Regions from separate parts of the Homo sapiens genome. Here region 1 is linked to region 2. A link is a contact called in ENCODE Hi-C or POLR2A ChIA-PET data. All regions are on one chromosome and are shown on one strand. Each heading gives the region's core, a stretch centred on a gene start or an enhancer-like site at or near the end of the contact. The rest is flanking DNA. Distances are from core to core; before and after follow the strand shown. Region 1 holds the start of LPCAT2 (lysophosphatidylcholine acyltransferase 2). Region 2 has its middle 27 kb from the start of IRX6.

What was found. Hi-C counts contacts between places; a loop is a spot of excess contacts on that map. ChIA-PET counts read pairs that join two places held with the same protein, here RNA polymerase II (POLR2A).
Region 1: a map of HCT116 shows a loop between it and region 2 (3-fold over the local background). The contact joins the promoter of LPCAT2 here to the enhancer-like site in region 2. A Hi-C loop is called at or near these places in 1 of 168 maps with a recorded cell type or tissue (HCT116). POLR2A ChIA-PET finds 5 or more read pairs at or near these places in 1 of 52 experiments (WTC11).

The regions. Positions count from the first base shown.
Region 1 is chr16:55,507,279-55,511,120 of GRCh38, reverse strand. It overlaps LPCAT2 (lysophosphatidylcholine acyltransferase 2), which reads right to left and starts at 2,049. Exons shown (of 14, transcript NM_017839.5): 1 at 1,769-2,049. The coding sequence starts at 1,939.
Region 2 is chr16:55,295,480-55,299,374 of GRCh38, reverse strand. No RefSeq gene overlaps it. Among named protein-coding and RNA genes, the nearest start is that of IRX6, 27 kb to the left of the region's middle. RefSeq lists an enhancer at 2,527-3,895. Within about 2 kb of position 1,499, at least 3 of the 41 ENCODE cell types and tissues checked have a DNase peak (open chromatin) inside an H3K27ac peak, as active enhancers do.

The DNA of each region.
Region 1 (3,842 bases), core at 800-3,299, 210 kb before region 2:
TTAATATTCCAATGTAATAGACGAGAAAAGTATAGTTCAGAGAGGTTAAGTGACTTGGCCAAAGTCATACAACTAATAAATGACCAGTTCCTATAACTGACTAGCTATCATTCCATTATACTATAACTCTCAGAGAGTTATTTGGAAGAGATCTTTAAACAGTAACAAACCAGGTGATGGAAAAACTTAATAATTTATTATAGGTGCAATATAAATATTTGTCAACATTCCATGCTGTTTCTTTCCAAAATATGAAGTCAAATAGATGGGCATATTTTCATTTAAGTATGATTTAATTAAATCAGACTAAATTTAATCTTGAACAATGGTCTATGTATTTACAAATGTTTCAGAATGTGAAGACACAAAAAGAATATCTATTAATTTAAAGACATGAGGATCACATTTTTAAACGTTTAATTTCCTCACAAAGCAGTATTACTACATTCTTTATCTTCTTCCTCTCTCACACCCCTCTTCAACCAGACACCCATCTACCATTACTCAAGCCACCACCTGTGTTGTTTAGCTCTGCACTTAACCTTCCCCCACTGTAGAGGACAATGGTCTTAGTGCATACAAGCTGATTGCAAATATTATACTGCTTCAAATCCAAAGTAATGTGTGAGATGGACATGAAAACTTCAAAATTGTTCCCCCACCCCCCCAACCCCCGCAGAACACACGGACAAATGTGGTTAGCAGGGTCTATCTTGTTCTCTGATCACTAACTTCAACAAAGAGGAAGTCCAAAGAGTGCAACTGCCAATGGTAAAAGGAACCCTTTACAAGAAAAAGGAAAGGAAAGGAAACTTCCTTTGTGCATAACAGTATAGCCATTTTTAACAATGGAAAACAGCCTGGGCTACTACTTCTCATGCTTCAACTTAGGAAACGTTTTTAGGTGAAGACTGATTCTGGACCAAAACTTCTTGAACATCCTAAGCTGACTCAGTTGTCCCTTTTCTTTGATTCTGACTTCCCACCCTCCATCATGCTCCTGCTCAGCTAAATCTTTCCAGCCTTACCTGTTGTTCTAACCACAGACCTAGGCTCTCTGCCTTCTGCCTCACTCTTATCCATCCCATACTGACTCCTCTCCTTCCTAAGGCAAAAAAAAAAAAAAAAAGACTTCTTCAAATCTACTCTCCCGTAGTAGATCTGCCTCCCACTACACTCTCATAAACTCAAGTTGAAGCTTCTGTCACAGATTCACAGATTCCTTCAACCTTCTGGGGCATGGAATGTAGCCTGCGCCACCAGCCAGCTCAGTCTCTTCCTGTTTTGGATTCTCCTCTCAGGCCCGCATCTTCCCAGCATCTTCTCTCCTCCCGTGCCCGCTCAGACCATCCTCTAAATGTCCTCAATTCTCAGACACACATCTCCGCCCCTTTCAGGCTCACGGCCCCTCAGAAGTCCTCTCCTCTCAGATCCACTGCTCTTTCTTCCTCTGATGCCTTTGCTTCCCAGACCCACAACGCCCCTCAGACCCACGCGCCCCTCGACCGCCCTCCCCCGTCAGACCTACACCAGTCACCTGGACCCGCCCCAGACCCTGGCTCCCCTCGGGCCACCTCCCTCCTCAGACCCATGCCCCCTTCAGGCCACCTCCCTCCTCAGACTCTCGCCCGCCTCGGACCACCTCACTCCCTCAGACCCACGCCCCCCTCGGCCGCCCTCCTCTCTCAGACCCACACCCCTTACCTGGACCCCCCTCTGACCTAGGCCCCCCTCAGACCACCTCTCCCCTCAGACCCACGCCCCTCACCTGGACCCGCCTCGCGGAGCCGATCTGCGTCTGCTGCACGAAGGGGTTCGGCACCGGCGGCGGGAAGAAGGACGCCTGACGGGGCACCATGGGCGGCCGCAGCCCCACGTTCCCGACGCCGGCACCTGGCACTGTGGCCGCCACTTCCGCCGCCTGGGCGCACCGGCTCATAGTTGAGCCGGGCGTAGAACCCGGCCGAAGCGATCTACGCGGGCGCTGCAGCCAAAACTGAGCCGAAGACCTACTAGAGTCCCAGCCTAGGGCGACGCTGGGGAGCCTCTGCGCAGGCGCTGAAGTTACTTAGACGCCTGCTGCTGCCGCCCTGCCCCTTCGGCTGTGACACGCCCCAGGCTCTGGCCACACCCCCTCAGGCATCTGGCTCCACCCCCTTGGTAATATAGTCCATCCCCTCGGAGGGGAATGTTTTCCTTCCGAGCCAAGACCCTGAAGGGTACCCCAGGATCCCTAACATTCCACAGCGAGACACTAGGCAGAGTTCCCTGCTTTAGGGTCGGACGGACCTGGATTTTCAATCCCTTTTACTGGGCCTGTGACGCTGGCCAAATCACTATCTCTATGAACCTCGGTTGCCTTCCGTAAAATGCAGATAAATGTATTCTCAGATAATCCTAACCTGGATCCAGTAATGCCATTGAGCAACCACTTCCCCTGGGCTGTTCCATTAAGTGAGCTAATATTAATACACCCATGATGGCACTAGGAGTGGAATTTGTTTCACTCAAAACATAATGGACTGACAGGGGAGAGATGGTTCTCCAGAGGAAAACTGAGCTACTATTACCAGAAAAGGCAAAAATTACAGTTGCCCTCCACGCTAGATGAGGAACCTGACCCAGAAAAGGGAAATGTATTGGGCTGTGGCTCCCTTTCACACTGAGGAAGTTCAAGCCTGTTTGGACCTATGTGGGTGCTCGTGGGGGTGGGAGGGCAGGGGTTTGTCCCATTATCTGAGGACAGTTGATCAACCCTGAGTGGCTGAGAGTTAAAGGAAGGAGATGATAATCAACTCATCCCAACTGATCAACTCTTCTCACAGCAGGTAGGAAGGCCAGGATGAAAATCTGAGTCTGAGCCCTGGGGTTCTCCAAAGTTACCCTCTGAATGTCAGAATCTTCCAGCCCTACCACATAGATGTGTGGCCTTGAGTCAGTCACTTAACCTGAGTTTGCTTCCTTGTCTAGGAATGGGAGATTCATTCTAACTCCATAGAATTGTAGCAAGGATTAAATAAAATAATGCATGTGTAGTGTTCATAGAGAAACACTGAAGAAATGGCATGTTTTAAGCATTATTATGTTGTGGAGCCACTGACTTTTCTCTCAGTGTAACAGGGAACATTAATAACAGTGCATTACAGCCATGATAGAAGATTCCCCAGTCTAGGGGGTCTTCAAGTTGGGACTGGCAGACCCTTGAGACTCTTTAGCCAGATACCTGCACAGAAAGATGTCTTTCCAACTGTCAACAACCTAAGCCAGGCCAGGTGCAGTGGCTCACGCCTGTAATCCTAGCACTTTGGGGGCTGAGGAGGGTGGATCCCTTGAGCCCAGGAGTTCGAGACCAGCCTGGGCAACAAAGAGAGACTCCACCATCTCTAAAAAAAATTAAAAATTAGCTGGCTGTGCTGTTGCATGCCTGCAGTCCCAGCTACTCAGGAGGCTGAAGTGGGAGGATTGCTTGAGCCCAGAAGATCAAGTCTGCAGTGAGCTATGATCATGCCATTGCACTCCAGCCTGGGTGACAGAGAAAGACACTGTCTCAAAAAAGAAAAAAAAAGAAGAAGAAGAAACAAAAAGAATCTGAGTCAAGGGGACAGGCCATGGGAGGATAAAAGATAGAAAAGATGGGGCCGAGAGTGGTGGCTCACACCAATAATCCTAGCACTTTGGGAGGCCGAGATGGGTGGATTGCCTGATCTCAGGAGTTCGAGACCAGCCTGGGCAACACGGTGATACCTGTCTCTACCAAAATACAAAACAAATTAGCTGGGTATGGTGGCGTGCACCTGTAATCCCAGCTACTTGGGAGGCTGAGGCAGGAGAATCACTTAAAC
Region 2 (3,895 bases), core at 250-2,749:
ACTCACCCAATCTCTCAATCACGAATGTGTTGGTATGAGGGAGCAGGGAAGTCACCAGAGGCTGCAGAAGAGTCAGGGAAGACAGGAGCCAGCAGGGTATTAACCACCGGCCCCACCCTCCATAAAATAGGCACACAGAGCTTCTTACACCTGGCGAATCTTTCCTCCATGCAGATGGCATCCTCCACAGCTGGGGAACTTTCAGGCCCTAGTGGGTTTGTGCTGTGTTATCTTCAGCTGAGTGTTGCATCTTAGTAAATTTCTGAGTCCTTTGCAATTACAAATATTACAATAACTTACCATTCTCTGAATCTGTAGGCATCAGTAACGTCACCATCTCATTGCAACAACCATACTATTATTCTCATTCTGCTAATTAGTTTGAGTCAGAGTTTTAGCTTGTAACCAAAGGAATCCTCAAAATCTAGATACATCTAGATGCCAATCCCAATTCCCAGAGATTGAGTCCCTTACTTGTTGCTCTGAGTCTTCTATTGAAATACCACTGTGGGGCTGATCTCTAGGCAGAATTTAATACATTGTCACAAACATCTGAGTGTCTCAGGAAAAGTAAGAGGGAAATGGCAATACAATCTGACAAGGACTCCAAAAGAAAGGGAAAGAAAGATCTGTGAGAATAGAGGGCAAAGGGAGATTGCTTCCAGCTCTGGGGATGAAGAAGGGGTTCACAGAGAAGGTAGCTTTTGCTTTGGGTCTTAAAAAGAAGGACATCAATGATACAGGTAAAAAGTCAAGACACTGTGGGATATGTTGTAGCCAGCAATTTTTCCTTCTATGAATATGTTTAATGGGAAATGTCACTGAAGGCTTAGATTGGGACTGGGAAGTACCAGTTGATAATAATAATAATGAATAGCATTCTTTGAATGATTCCTATTTGCTAGACTTATTTTATGTGCTTTACAGATATTCCTTCATTGGATGCTCACACACCCTTTGGCTAGATCCTGAATTATTCCTCCTTCACATAAGAATTCATGCATATAAGAGGTAGGGCTGGGATTCAGACTCCTACCAAGTAGTCTGACACTCATAACCACCAATGACCCCAAATTCACAGTGTCAGGCCCTGGGGAGATGCTGGTGAATAGGATAAGTGTAGTCTCCACCCAGTTGGAGCTCACAGTGGTGTATGTTGTTAAGAGTCCTGACTTAACTCTTTCTCATGTCGTTGTTTTTATAAATACTAGTCAGATATGATAGAATCCTTACCCTCCAGTGTTGTGTGGCTTTTAAATTTGTGTGAGGATGTTTATGGTTAAATCTCAAGCATGTATTGTCCCACCATCCCCCACTTCCCCAGTAGCCACTGATTTTTGTGATTCTGGGCAGGCTGATGATACTACTCACCCAAGGTGGAATGTGAGTGAGACCAGGCTGAGTCAATCAGCACATTCCATGTACCAGCCCCATTTATTGGCTCAGGAGTGGGTGTGTGACTTCAGCTGCCCTGATAATATTGGTTTTCAGGTCTTTGTCTGGAAATGCTCTCTGGGTCACACACAAAGAAGCAGGAAGTATCCTTGGTACTTATATTAGTCTGTTCTCATACTGCAAATACATACCAGAGACTGGGTAACTTATAAAGGAAAGAGGTTTAATGGACTCACAGTTCCACATTGCTGGGGAGGCCTCACAATCATAGCAGAAGTCAAAGGAGGAGCAAAGGCACATCTTACATGGCAGCAGGCAAGAGAGCGTGTGCAGGGGAACTGCCTTTTATAAAATCATCAGATCTCGTGAGACTTATTCCCTATCACAAGAACAGCAGGGGAAGTACACACGCTCCCATGATTCAATTACTCACACCAAGTCCCTCCCTTGACAAGGGGAATTATTGGAGCTACAATTCAAGATGAGATTTGGGGGGTCACACAGCCAAACCATATGAGTACTGAAAGCTGTCTTGGGACTGCAAGAGGAAAAACTTGCTAAGGTTGGAGTCATTACCAAGCAAATGGAGCAGAGAAATCAACAGCAAGTAACGAAATCCGGATGACATCACCGGGCTCCTGGATCATGTTTCACCTGAAGTCTGGCAGGTTTGTAAACTTTACAGTCACACAAGCCAGTCTGAGTCAGGAGTCCATTGAAATCCAAAGCTTGCAGCGTGGGAGGCTGTGGTAGCCACCGTTGGCATGAGAAAGGGTCCTCTGAGTCCCAGTCTGCTACTCAGTCTTGGTGCGACCTCAGGTCTTCAAGTTTCAGTTTCTTTATCTGTAAAACGAGAAGGTCAGATTGAAATCACAGCAGTGATGATGATGATCATGATGGCCACTTATCAGGCACTTAACTGCTTGCCATCTGCTCTGCTGAGGTTTTTATATATAACATCTTATTGAGTTGGTCCAACAGCTTCATGAAGTAGAAATTTGAAGAAGCTGACACTCAGAGAGACGAAATCACTTGCCTAAGGCCACACAACACAATTAGTAAATGACAGAACTGAGATTTGATTCAGGCATATAACACTATGGATCAGATTTTTTTTCAAAGAGATCAGCTTCTTCACTGCAAAACTGCTCATAATTTTTGAGTTCTATGAGGCTTGGGTCAATAGCTATGTTACTCACACTTTATTCTCCAGTACCAGCCACAGTACTCAGCACATAGACTTTGGATGAACGAACGAATGAATGAATGAATGAGTGGCTAGATGATCTCAAAGAGCCCATCCAGCTCTAGAGTCCTCTGAAACCCACCTTGTGCTCTTTACCTAATGAGGGTTCCCAGAAGCATTTCTTGGGTGAAGGGCAAGCCCTTTTCCCCTCCTCTGAACTAGTGCCTACTCCACTGACTGCCCCCCACTAATGAGGGAGCACAGCCCAAGGGGATGGTGTCTCCAGGCTAATTATTTTGTGGCTGTTCTGGCCTCACAATTCAAAATATTCAGGCTATTGTTGGTGTTTTACATCTTGCCACTGTTGCCCTTGTCAACTTCCAAGGGCATGAAGCCATGGCCCAATGGGGTAGCCCTTTCAAGGTCAGCTTGACAGCAAACACAAACTTAATTGAGCTGGAATAATAATTTTTTCTCTTTGCTTGATGTGCAGGTGACAATACTTAAAATATCGACATGGCTTAATACTTTTAAATTCAGTTGTTTGCTGATCAGCAGCAGCTACTTAAATTGACCAATCTATCTTGCCCAGCCGGAGATCAAGGGATCAGCACTTAATTTCATTCCCTGAATAAAGAATTTTTTTTATATCCACATGGAAATATCAGAACATGAAAGGTTAAATCAATATGGAGTTTTACATTGCTTAAAGGGCATTTGCATCAAAGCAGCCCTGAATGCAATTCACTTGTTTAATGAATTTTTTATGCTTATTTAATGAATTTCACAAAGGTTTGGTGTTTTTCATAAAATGGATAAGGACTTCCAGTTTTATGAAATAATAAAAATGGAACTGAAGTTATGAAATGAGCAATCTCATTAGTTAGGCATGATATATTCATATGAAAATGTACATGTCTCTGTATTATTGCCTGGGCACCATTATGCGAACAGTGACTTGTTATAATAGCATGGCAAATATTCCTCTAGTTAAGATATCAAGAAGTGACAGAAGGAAATTGCATTTTCTCCCCATTTCTAATAATGACATAATTAATGCTCATTTAAAATAATTACCTGGGCATTGTTTCCCAAGAGTGCGGATGCCTAACTCACTGGTAAATGTGTCCTGAAATACTTCTGAACTTCAATAACTCAAATGACGTCCTTTGCTTTTTACATTAGTTATTTGTTGAGGTAACAGTGATTTCTTGCCTTTCCATTCCAATGTCCTGGTGCACAAACAGAATACACAAAACTAATTCTATGAAATATAGAGGAAATATCTTGTGCTGAGAGAGAGAGAGAGAGAGA